Linked DNA regions of Homo sapiens: region 1 is linked to region 2. The links are chromatin contacts, found by Hi-C in ENCODE. All regions are on one chromosome and are shown on one strand. The core of a region is the stretch at or near the end of the contact, and the rest is flanking DNA. Distances in the headings are between cores, read along the strand shown. Region 1 holds the start of FOXD4L1 (forkhead box D4 like 1). Region 2 holds the start of PAX8 (paired box 8).

What was found. A loop is a pair of places that touch in the nucleus more often than their neighbours do. Pooled maps may share reads with other maps.
Region 1: a map with no recorded cell type shows a loop between it and region 2 (5-fold over the local background). The contact joins the promoter of FOXD4L1 here to the promoter of PAX8 in region 2. A Hi-C loop is called at or near these places in 3 of 37 single-sample maps with no recorded cell type and 7 of 50 pooled maps.

The regions. Positions count from the first base shown.
Region 1 is chr2:113,493,903-113,500,731 of GRCh38, forward strand. FOXD4L1 (forkhead box D4 like 1) reads left to right here and starts at 4,763. Exons shown (of 1, transcript NM_012184.5): 1 at 4,763-6,829. The coding sequence starts at 5,355. The coding sequence ends at 6,581. It overlaps ZNG1B (Zn regulated GTPase metalloprotein activator 1B), which reads left to right. Exons shown (of 15, transcript NM_172003.3): 13 at 27-92; 14 at 1,218-1,347; 15 at 1,735-2,302. The coding sequence ends at 1,841. RefSeq lists enhancers at 5,976-6,513, 6,514-6,829.
Region 2 is chr2:113,277,671-113,283,651 of GRCh38, forward strand. It overlaps PAX8 (paired box 8), which reads right to left and starts at 1,251. Exons shown (of 12, transcript NM_003466.4): 1 at 1,161-1,251; 2 at 700-799. The coding sequence starts at 724. RefSeq lists a promoter at 724-1,853.

The DNA of each region.
Region 1 (6,829 bases), core at 3,513-6,012, 220 kb after region 2:
TTATTAAAATATGTCACTTGATACAGAATCTCCTGTGGGAAAAGAATGTGAGAAACAAGGACAATCACTGCATGGAGGTCATAAGGCTGAAGGTACAGTTTACTGTTGCAGACTTTCGGACAAAGTCCTTTTCTTGGCTGTTATAAAAACTATATTTGGTTTTAAACAGAAACACTGGTTTTAGTACAAATCATCTTTGTCTACTTTCATTTTTCTTTATTATTTTCATGACTGAAAAGGAGCTTTGGAAATCACTGCATAAGGCTTGATTTATTTGCACAACTTTCTTTAGGGTTGCAGCTAGAACAAACCTGTGTGCTTTGAAATGTTACCTTCTGCTCTCTGTTCCCAAGTACAGAGAAATAATGTTGCAAATCTCACTTCTGCTGAACATTATGCTTCCTGATGCATTTAGCAGACACTAAACATTTGTCATACTCTAAACAAAGTTACAAAGGACTAGAAGAATTCTTGTTCTGTATTTAGAAACCCACTCACGTTACTTGATATTTGGGTATTTAAGTCATGAAAGGTATTTCTTCTAGGAAGCAGTGATTCTAAAGTGTATGCTTAACCAGTCAGTTGAGTGTCTACTCTTGTGTGTTCACAAGTGTGCACAAAGTTTTTGGTAAATTAAGAATATTATTTCAAATAAATTAATTTCATCCCCATAGGAGCCAGTTTATCAGATAATTCATTTTTCATTTCTGCAAATCAATACACAATGAGCTCATATTCAGATAAATATAATAGTTTTTCTTTATTTCATCATTGTTCATTGATTGCAACCCATTTCTAAAACAAATTATTTAATATAATCAAACTCCTTTAACTTCTCAACTTTTCCCACTAAAACTGTGAAACATTATATAAAATCTTTAATCAATAGGATATGATACATATTTCATCATTTTGTTTCAGGTTTTGGTTGTGATAAATAACACTGAAAAACCATCCTAATATATGTATTAACTTTATCATTAGAAAAGGGGATTGTTCAAAAAAAAATCAATACACAGAAACCTTTTTTGAAAATTAAAAACATTAAGAAACTTCTTGTAATTCACAAATAATTGGAATTAAGTAATTTTCTCAGCTTAAGAGTTTGTATTTTTTAAGTGAATATCAGTAATTAATCCATTAACATTGATGCTCTATTTCTGCTTTTAAGTTTGAACTGAGGCTGATTAATGTTCAGTCAATTCTCCTTTGAGCAGGGATTGGTGTCAATCAAAGACAAATCACAACAAGTGATTGTCCAGGGTGTCCATGAGCTCTATGATCTGGAGGAGACTCCAGTGAGCTGGAAGGATGACACTGAGAGAACAAATCGATTGGTCCTCCTTGGTAAGTCTGAAAGGATTCACAGTTTTAAAACAAAGTGAAAAATATATTTGAAAGGGATATCATGTGCCACTCAAACAGATTAACCATTCAGGTCCTCTTTTAAAACTAAATAAGCTTGTGGTCAATGTTTCATCTTTATCACGTTACAACGTTCGTAAAAGCTTGTTAGGACTTTTGTTCTTCTTCAGTTTTAGAAAAGTGGTTAATCCAAGGACCAATGTGACTTTGATGTACTGACCTGGAAAGTTAAAGATGGAATCACTCAATTACTATTCTTTTTGTAAATTTCTAAACACCATAAAGCATTTAATGAACTGGAATTGATAGGTGAACTGTGTCATTTTAATAAGCATAATGTAATCACGTCATATTTTGTTTTGTTTGCAGGCAGAAATTTAGATAAGGATATCCTTAAACAGCTGTTTATAGCTACTGTGACAGAAACAGAAAAGCAGTGGACAACACATTTCAAAGAAGATCAAGTTTGTACATAACACTAGAGGCATTTCTTATCAAAAGGATTGGATAATAAAAATAAGTTTCTACTGGGTATATTTCAAGCATTTATTTATTACTTTAGTTACGAATTCCAATATACTTTAAAATGGTATTTGTTTTACAGCATACATAAAATGTAGCAAATCGGTACTGTAAAACATTTAACATTCATACAGTTATATATAATATCCTTTTTTTTAAAGAATGGTATTTCACAAAAATGTCTTTTGAAATTGGCTTTGGAGTTTACATATACTGAACATGAAAGTTTATAATAATGATGATACAACTTTCAACATTGTCATTTTTTCTTAGAACTTCAGCTGATTGCAGAGATATAATGATTACATTGTTATTAAATTTTTTTAACACAAGTAAGTGTCACCATTTTATGACATGAAATAAAAGGTTATGACTGTTATTGATGTTGATGTTGACGACCTGATCACCTGGCTGAAGGAGTGTTTGTCAGGTTTCTCCATTGTAAAGTTACTCTTTTCCCCCATTTCATACTGTGCTCTTTGGAAGGAAATCACTATGCACAGCCCACACTAAAGGAATGGGGAGTTGTAGTGTACTTTTTTGGGAGTGGTCTACATAATTAATTGAAATTCTTCTGCAAAGGACAGTTGTCCCTTTCGCTTTATTAGTTCGATCATTTATGTTTATCAGTGTGGACACATGAATATTTTATACTTTGGGTTACAATTTAATACTGCTTTATTTTGTTGCTCAAATTAGCCCAGCTTTGACCATTGGGAACTCTTTCCGTTATCTCCTGTTCCCGCCTTTGACATGCCCCCATCAATGTGGGTTTCCGTTATCTCCTGTTCCCGCCTTTGACATGCCCCCATCAATGTGGGTTTCCGTTATCTCCTGTTCCCGCCTTTGACATGCCCCCATCAATGTGGGTTTCCGTTATCTCCTGTTCCCGCCTTTGACATGCCCCCTCAATGTGGGTTTTGTGTTTTGTTTTTGAGTGCCTCCTTATTTTTCTCCTGCATTTTTAAATAACCCCGATCCCTATTGAAGCTGGCGCTGGGAAAACTAACAATACTCCCTTTCCCAGGTCATCCGATTCCTATGCTGATGGAGGAAATGTGCCTCACATGCCGGGGGCGCTGGGGAGGAGGCGTCTGGGATTTTGTGGTTGAATAAGACACCTGGCCTGGCCCTCCTGGAGCTTAGTTTAGTAGGTCACACAAGCAGTCATTGGTAAATTTGGGATTCAAACAAATCTGTTAGGCTCAAACCTGTCTGTTATTTGTCCTCCAAGCTTCATATAAACTGAGGAGCCTTAAAGGGTAAAAACTTCAGGAGCAGCAAAGTTTCAAAAAAAGATCAGCAAGAAAGCTCTTTTCCAGATTTTATCCTGAAGGCACTAGCTACTTTAAGCTATTTTTTATTATATTTTGCCCTTGCAGTTGGCGTTTGATTTCTCACTGAACATTCGTTGTCATAATTATAGACACTATGTGACTATCAAGGGCATAATATTCTTTCATGCTGCATTTTTATTAGATGGCACCTCAAAGTTTTCCCAAGTAGGTGGGTTTTAAATTATGAATATATACCGTGGCATAGTATCTTACTTAGTATTTTAATAAGATCCTTATTTATATAACAAATATTTTTTTTATTCCTCTGTAGTGCTACTTTAGTCTCTGAGCTAATTTTCATGAAGCCAATCTAAAAATCGTGTTACTTCTAAGGATGTGGAGCGAGTGAGATGAACAGTTGTGCTGTCATATTGCCCCTCCCCAGTGCAGACAGTGAATGAGGACCCACTGATTTAAAGGCAACACTGCAGCCCCTTCTTGCCTCATTGAAGTCCCAAGTTTTATTACAGTAAAAGCACTTAATGTTGACATTTCTGAAAGAATGAAGAGGCCGGGCGCGGTGGCTCACGCCTGTAATCCCAGCACTTTGGGAGGCTGAGGCAAGCGGATCATGAGGTCAGGACATCGAGACCATCCTGGCTAACACGGTGAAACCCCGTCTCTACTAAAAATACAAAAAAATTAGCCGGGCGTAGTGGCGGGCGCCTGTGGTCCCAGCTACTCGGGAGGCTGAGGCGGGAGAATGGCGTGAACCCGGGAGGCGGAGCTTGCAGTGGTCCGAGATTGTGTCACTGCACTCCAGCCTGGGCGACAGAGCGACAACGTCTCAAAAAAAAAAAAAAAAAAAAAAAGGAAAAAAAGAATGAAGAGCCAGAGCCAGGCATAGTGGCACGCCTGTAGTCCCACCTACTCAGGAGGCTGAGGCGGGAGGATCACTTGAGCCCAGGAATTCAAAGCCAGCCTGTGCAACATAGACCCTGTCTCTAAAAATGAATTGGTTATAAAGGATGAAGAAAGGAAGGAGGAAAGGGAGAGAGAGAAGCCCTTATAGAGTGGGTGCATTTCTTGTATGTGGGGCCACTTTGTAAGAACAGGATTTTTCAAACTGGGCCCATACTGGTATGTGTGAAATCAATTTAGTTGGTTATGGCCATTTTTTTTTAAAAGGAAATATCAGTGATCACTATAGTGTAAGTATATTGTTTCGTGAAAGCCATCTTAGTTATGTATTATGTCTGTATGTGTAAGATTGTGATATAAAATGTATTTCTGTGGTTAAATATTCAAAGAAATTGGAGAACCATTGCTACAAGGGGACAGAGGACTCCGTGTGAGCTCTCCTGCCTTCCCTGAATAAACTTACACAATTTAGTGCTGGGACATTTGAACCTTTTCTGAAAATTTGAGTCAGGGGAGAGCATCTTGGGGAGGTGGGAAGGAAGGTAGAAGGAGCAAAGCAACACCCCCCTGAAGCCTGGGAATATTGTCAGAACCTTAAATATAATTCAGCTCACCATTCTGGGTAAGGACAGACTCTACCAATGAAAATGGGTGATTACCAGCTGTGAAACACAAAAACATACTTTTACGGTTACACATTCCTTTACAAACAACCGTGTACATTTCAGCCTCCTGCCCCACCATTTCTTTTCTCCAGGAGGGAAGGCTGCATGTCGAGATGGTCGTAGAATGTTGAGTATCCTACTTTCCTACCTCGCTTTTATTTGCGCGGGTTTAAATGCGCCTTAACAGAACCCGTGCAAAGGCTTGCCTACTTGTCTGGCTGCACCGGATGAGTAGAGCATCTTCCTTGGTGGCAGGTGGGTGCGAGGAGGAGGGGGCTGGGCTTTTCTCCGGACGGTGTTTGCCCAGAAGACCATCATCCCTGGACTACGTTAGGAGGAAGTGGCACCGCTCCGAGGTAGGGGAAGAAGGGTTATAAAGGGGGGAGTCCACCACACATGGTCTTGAAGAAGCTTTTATAAAAGGCAAAGGCATCTTTGCCGGACGTTGTTGCAAAGGAGTAGAAACAAGCAGAGGAAAACATCCCAAAGGGTAACCACTAGCGTTCCTGCTTCTTGCAACATTCATCCCAGGCTTCCAGCTCAGCCCGCCCCGGGCCAGGTGATCGGCCGCCACATCCCCTGCGACTGAAGCACCTGCTCCGCCATGAACCTGCCAAGAGCTGAGCGCCCTCGCTCCACACCGCAGCGCAGCCTCCGGGACTCCGATGGGGAAGACGGTAAAATCGATGTCCTGGGAGAGGAGGAAGATGAAGACGAGGTGGAAGACGAGGAGGAGGAGGCGAGCCAGAAGTTCCTAGAGCAGTCGCTCCAGCCGGGGCTGCAGGTGGCCCGGTGGGGCGGGGTTGCGCTTCCCCGAGAGCACATCGAGGGCGGCGGCCCGAGCGACCCCTCAGAGTTTGGCACCGAGTTCAGGGCACCGCCAAGGTCTGCGGCGGCCTCTGAAGATGCCCGGCAGCCGGCAAAGCCCCCCTACTCGTACATCGCGCTCATCACCATGGCCATCCTGCAAAGCCCGCACAAGCGCCTCACGCTCAGCGGCATCTGCGCCTTCATTAGTGGCCGCTTCCCCTACTACCGCCGCAAGTTCCCCGCCTGGCAGAACAGCATCCGCCACAACCTCTCGCTGAACGACTGCTTCGTCAAGATCCCCCGCGAGCCGGGCCACCCAGGCAAGGGCACCTACTGGAGCCTGGACCCCGCCTCCCAGGACATGTTCGACAATGGCAGCTTTCTCCGGCGTAGGAAGCGTTTCAAGCGCCACCAACTGACCCCGGGAGCCCACCTGCCCCACCCCTTCCCTCTACCTGCTGCACACGCCGCCCTGCACAACCCCCGCCCAGGCCCTCTGCTTGGGGCCCCTGCCCTGCCGCAGCCAGTCCCGGGGGCCTACCCCAACACCGCCCCCGGGAGACGCCCTTACGCTCTGCTGCACCCGCATCCTCCTCGCTACCTACTGCTCTCGGCCCCCGCCTATGCCGGGGCACCGAAGAAAGCAGAAGGCGCGGACCTGGCGACCCCCGGCACCCTTCCCGTGCTGCAGCCCTCACTTGGTCCTCAGCCTTGGGAGGAGGGCAAGGGTCTGGCGTCGCCACCGGGAGGCGGATGCATCTCTTTCAGCATTGAGAGTATCATGCAAGGGGTCAGGGGAGCGGGTACAGGGGCTGCGCAGAGTTTGTCCCCGACCGCGTGGAGCTACTGCCCCCTGCTCCAGCGACCGTCAAGCCTGTCGGACAATTTTGCAGCAACAGCAGCAGCATCAGGAGGAGGACTGCGCCAACGGCTGCGCTCCCACCAAGGGCGCGGTGCTGGGCGGGCACCTGTCGGCCGCGTCGGCGCTGCTGCGGTATCAGGCGGTGGCAGAGGGCTCTAGGCTGACATCGCTGGCTGCCCCTTTGGGCGGAGAGGGGACCTCACCAGTTTTTTTAGTATCGCCCACGCCCAGTTCCCTGGCCAAGTCCGCAGGGCCCTCCTAGAGCCAGGTGGGAGTGGGGAGCGATCCGCAGCTGCTCACTCCACCTTGCGCGGCCCATACTGGGCGTGTGCATCTGAATCCTGCTGGAGAGCAAACACGAACTTCTGTTCCCTGCAAAATGGTTAGAAAGAAACAGCTGGATTACG
Region 2 (5,981 bases), core at 1-2,500:
GGCCGGGAAGGGGGAAAACAGGCATCGCGGCCTGGGAGCTCGAGTGTGTTTGAAGGCCCTGCTTCCGGGCGCAGGTGGGGAGGGGGTTTTGACTCCGCGAGCGGCTTAGTCCTCACCAGCCGGACGCCCCGCGCGCGGCGCCCGGCCTGCCCGGTGCTGGGCCAGGAGGAGTCGGAGAGCACCTGAGTGCGCTGCCGGCTCCCGGGCCCGGGACCACCGGCTCCATTGCCGTTGGCTTGAGAGATGCGGGGAGCTCACAGTCCAGCCAGGGGAGTCACTGGGAAGGACTGCGCGCACCCGAGGAAGAGGACTTAGAGGTCGGGGACGGGGAAACGGCAAGTCCAGCACCGGTGCAGCCCAGGGACAGAGCACGAAGAATGTCCACACTAATGCGCCATGCAAGGCTGGGAATGGAGCTCAAAGGAAACCCCCTCTAACTCCACAGAGATCCCCTCACCGATCCATGTGGTCCCTCGAAACCGGGCAAGGGCGGCTCAGCTGGCCGGGTGGAACCCCAGTGCCCGAGAACAGCGAGGCGGCTCCAGCGGAGGGCCAGGCCCCAGGCGCCCCAGCTGGGTCCCCACGCGGGTGGGTCCCGCGAATCCCGTGCTGACGCTCTCGAGATCCAACCACCCGAGCGCACGCACGGACGCTCAGCGGCGCGGGGGCTCGGGGATCCTGACCACACCGCGTTCTTACCAGATCTGATGGAGTTGTGAGGCATCGCCGGGGAGTCGCTCGCAGCCCGCCGAGGGCTCGGGGCTTCCTCCCGTAGGTCCGGGCCGCGCCTGCCGCTGCCCTGCACAAACCCAGGAGAAGGGCATGAGATGCGATGAGATTCGATGCCTGCATCCTCAGGCCCCCTCCCCAGGCCTCATCCTTTACACCTGCATCGTCTGCCAGGAGTAGGAGGATTTTTAGGCGAAGTAGGGCCAACCTCAGCCTAGCCTAGCTAACAGGCTTCCCGGGAGGATCAAGGATTGGGAGTGCGCTGAAGAAGCTCCAGACTCCAACCTCCGTGCCCACTCCCTCCGCTGTCCCAGTCTTATCCCGTTTAACTTGGGAGGGAAAAGGCTGCCAGGCATCCTGGGACCCTCTCCTTTCTTCCATCCCCCGTCCTCACTGCTAGCCAGCTTCCAGCTAACCCCTGGGTGACATACCTGGCCGGCCGGCTGCAGGCCCTCACTGCTTGGGTCCGCCCGCGAGGGTGCCCTGGGCCCGGTGTCTCTCCTCCTTCTGAAGTTTGTTCCCATCCACCCGGCATCACCGACCGGTTTTATCCCGCTGAGGCCCTGGGAGATGGGTCTGGCGAGGCTCGTAGGCCGCGGATTGGCTGGCTGGGTGCAGGGGGGTGCGGGAAGGGGAGGATTTTGCAAGGGGGACATGGCTGAGTGGACTCAGGAGTTAGAAACATTCGCTGGGAGCTTCTGTTTCCAGCGGAGGGAAGAGGGAGGCAGCTGAGCCCTAACTCAGCAGGCCTGGAAATATTGGAGGAGTGGGGAACAGAGGCCTAGGAGCCTGAGGATGAGGTTCTCTGGGTCCTCCTGGGTCACTGACCACCAGAAGTGAGAGGGATGGTCTCTGTAGGATGCCCTCCTTGCCCCCTGTCTCCCCTGGTTTGCTCACCAGGAAGCAGCCTTTTCTTTTGTAAAAGGAAGGAGGGAACTTCTGTTTTATGCCTGATTCTTTAGGTAGAGCCTGCTTTCGGGGCTGTAGGCAAGATGCTATTACCTTCTCACCACAGCTATGACCTCTTCCAGGGAAGAATCCTGAGCAGCACCTGAAGCCATTCCCTCTGTTCTACACAGATAGCGTTCACACCCTTGCATTGTCAGGCTAACAAAATTGTCACATAACCCATTCCACAGCAACTCCTCGCCTCTCTCCTCTGGAACACACACGCAGCCACCTGCCCTCTTTCTTGCTCCTTGAGGATTTTGAACTTGGAAGAAGAGTTCAGGGGAAGGGCATTGAGGGCCTAGACTTCATCTCTGTGTGGAAAGGCCTTAGAAAGGAACAGGACTGAGCTGACCTCTGGCCTGGTCTGTAGGAATCAATAGCCTCAGCAATATGGGGGCCTGGGTGTGGTTAAGAAGGGGTCCACTGGTGGGAATGATGGCAGGGTTGGTGAGCCCTGGGACCGAGCAGAGCTGCCTGGCACCTCTTTACCTTAGTGATGGCAAAAGCTGCCCCCTCCTTCCTCATAGTTCTCTCAGTCGGGGAACCGGGGTACACGTAAGATTGTGAGTGGGTATGAGTGAGCAAATGTCCTGGAACACTGGCAGGCCTGGGGGTCAAGGCCTGGATGCTCCTCCAATCTTTGGCCAGACCTCTGGACTCAGGATTACAGTCTAGAGGACAGCCATGCCCTTTTCAGTGATGGCTCTGCAGGCCTGGTGGGGTTGTTCTGGGACAGGAGGCTAAGAAGCCAGTGGGAGGGGGGCAAGGAAGGTGCAGGGGAAACTGGGATATTCAGGGGGATTGGATGTGTGTGTGTGTGTGTGTGTGTGTGTGTGTATGCACATATGTACACGTGTGTGAAAACACATGAACTATTTTTCTGAATTAAAAAAGTTTTCTCTTTCATGTCAATCCACAACCTCCTTCCACCCAGTCTTTCTCATTTCTCAATTTAGGAGAAATGAATCATCTTGTGAAAAAAGAGAGAAGAAGATGTGTATCCCTACATGTTTCCTCCACATTTGCAAAGAGGGGCTGTAAACAAAAATAGTTGGTGCTTCATCATTTTAAATCTTTCTCTAAAATTGTAATTTTAAATATCTCTGTGGTTTTCAAAGCTCCAGATCCCTAACTTCTCTGGCAGTCCCTCCCAGAGAGAGACAATCCAAGGGTGTTGGGATGGAAATGGATCTTGGCATAGGTCCTCCGGACCCCATGGGCCAGTTTGCTGCCCTGGATTGTGTCCTGCTGCAGGGGAGGTGTGGAGTGTGGCAGCCACAGCAGAAACTCTCTTTGTCCACCCAGGATTCCCTCCCACCAGGGAGGCAATGCTCCAGGGTGAATCTAATACGCCCTCATTTCAAACAGCTCTGACAACCTTAGAGATTCTACCCAATCTAAGGTTCTGATACGTACCAATAACCATTGACTCTCATGCAATCATTCTTGCCTGTGCACATCTTTTCTGCCCAAGCAATGAACCCTCTCCCTTTCCTATCCCCTTTTTGGGCAAAATTTCTTAGAGGACAAATCCAGCAAGTTATCAGAACATTCCTGTCCCATGTATAAATTTATCTTTAAAATTTCATTTCAAGGTAAAAACAATGTGCACTGTTCAAGGTTACTCCTCAGGGAAAAACACACCCCACACCTTGACAGTACCTCTTCTCCAGACTGCAGGTGACATAGCAGGTGACCAGAAGACTCAGCAGAGAAGATCTAGGACGAGCAAGAAGTGAGAATGCAGTGAACTTCTGCTGCAGAGATAAACACAGGCCTCCTGGACTGACCCTGCTTCTAATTAGAATCAGAAATCAGGCCTGGGTTCCTTGGTACTTCCTAATTCTCTGAGACCAAGGCCAAGGAAATGTCATTAACTGGTGCTTTAACTCTGTCTCTTTGGCATCAGTCTCCTCCTCTGCAAAACGAAAGGTTTGAAATACATATATTTTTAAAATCACCTATTATCACAGTATTTTTTCAAACTTAAAATCCATGATGCTTTTAGTTAAGAATAAAAATCATATGCCTTCCTATGATGATATTTGAAATTTTAAAATAAATTTGCACTGTGACTAATAGACTTTCAATGGGACTTTTAGAACTCTTTTTTTTTTCTTCTAGACTTAGTCTCACTCTGTCACCCAGGCTGGAGTGCGGTGGCATGATCTCGGCTCACTACAACCTCCACCTCCTGGGTTCAAGTGATTCTCCTGCCTCAGCCTCCCGACTAGCTGGGGCTACAGGTATGCATCATCATGCCTGACTAATTTTTTATATTTTGGTAGAGACGGGGTTTCACCACATTGGCCAGGCTGGTCTCGAACTCCAGACCTCAAGTGATCCGCCTGCCTCAGCCTCCCAAAGTGCTGGGATCACAGGCATGAGCCACTGTGCCTGGCCAGGCCTTAGAACTCACTTTTTAAAATGAATACCTCATTTGCCAACTTTTCTTCTCAGGCTTGAGGCCCATAAGGCTTTTGTGGCAATATTATCAACTGGCAACTAGTTATAATTTTTTTAAACTCAGTGTTTTTTTGAGAAAATGTAATTCATTGCCAATATCAAAATACAGAAGTAGAGACGAGAGACTAACTCTGCCTTGCCTTTGAAAATGCAAGAGATCTGGCCGCAGATCTGAGCGTTTCTTTGTGGAAATGAACATTCTTTCAGGTTTAACATTCCAACAATCCTAGGTAATTGCCTAACTACAGTGGTTTTTGAATTTGCATAATATCCCACAATTTGTTTAATTCTATGCTGATCTGCTGAGCCTTCAAAAGATGTTCTTTCTTTTCTGGACTCAGCTGTAATGCACTGGGCTGGTGGTAGGGTAATAAAGTGCCCTGGTTTGCCCTGGACGAAAACCAACAGTGTTTTCTAGATGCGAGTTAAAACTGGGACTTTCCCGGGCAAATCAGGATGAATTGGTCATCCTAGCTGATTAGAGTGTGGGAGTGGGATGGTTTGGGGGTCTTTTATAAGCTGCCGTGTTTCAACTGACTATTGGGTGGGTGATTGTTTGCACACTTGGGTCATTCTACCTGCTGGCTCAGGTGACTGAGACCCTTGAACTCCAGTAGGTCCATGAGCTCTTCCTCTTACTCCTATGTACCCTGGTTTCTCTGGGCACAATGCCCAGAGACCAGCCTCGAGGGAAGACCACTGCTCCCAACAATCCTCCTGGCTTACTTGCCACCATGCCACTTCCCCTACGTAACGAACCATTGTTGGGACTAAAGTACATCCCTTCAGGAAGAAAACAGCAGCTCTCTACTTTGCATCAGAGGTGAGTGTTCCAGCCCTAATTGTGTAGAATGGGATGATTTCTTCTGCCCGAACCTCAGTTTCCCCTTCTGCATGATGTGGATATAGACGGGGGGCTGGGGAGGGTCAGACCCACCTCGTAGCTTTGTTGTGAGGACGAATAAAATTATGAATGTGAAGGCCCTTTGAAAACTACACCTCTGTACAAAAGTTAATTATTATTAGACAACAAAGGCAGAGGAATACATCCAAAGAGGGCAAAGTTAAAATGTCCCTAAAGTTTTGCTGTGGAAGTCGGTTCCTTTAATCCTTTCCCAAAGGAGCCTTGGAGAGGAAAGGGCCAGTGAGCCCGTGCCTGTGGGTGCAGGCGTGGGTGCAAGGGTAGCAGTGGGGCAGGGGTGTCTGTGAGGGCAGCAATTAACATTCGTTGACCCAGAGAGAGGGGAGAGTCAATGGCAGAAGGCCAGCACCCCAGCAGAACTTCCAGCAGCGACTTCATCATTTTGCAGAGGGCAGAAGTGTTCAGGGCACTGGCAGTTTTCGCTCCACCCTCTCCCCTCACAGACTTGCCCAATCCTGCCGAAGCCACGTGGGATTTCAACCCTGTCCCTGCACTCAGGAAATGGCCGACAGCCTGCCCTGGGGCCTCCTGGTGGCAGTGCCTGAAAATCAATCATTAATTATTCCAGGTTCTCCACCTCCCTAGGCTTTGAAAACTCAGAAATAGAAATATAGGTCCTGGCAGGTGAAAGGAAAAGAGCCACTGGTTGGGCTGCCGAGGGCAGTTTGGAAGAAACCACTGGTGGCATTTGTCCAGTTGGTTTGGGTAGGGATGTGTCCTGGGCACTTGTCCCTTGGGCTCTTTGCCCACCCCACAGCCTTTGGCAGCAGTTGCCTGGGCTTCTGGAAGGAGACCCTGGTACTTACAAATGGGTGGAAAAAAAACTTCCTGGGGACACAAAAAGGAAGGTGACAGAGGGAGATAAAAGGATTGACGTACACAGCTCAATTTTTTTCTCTAGTAATCATAGTTT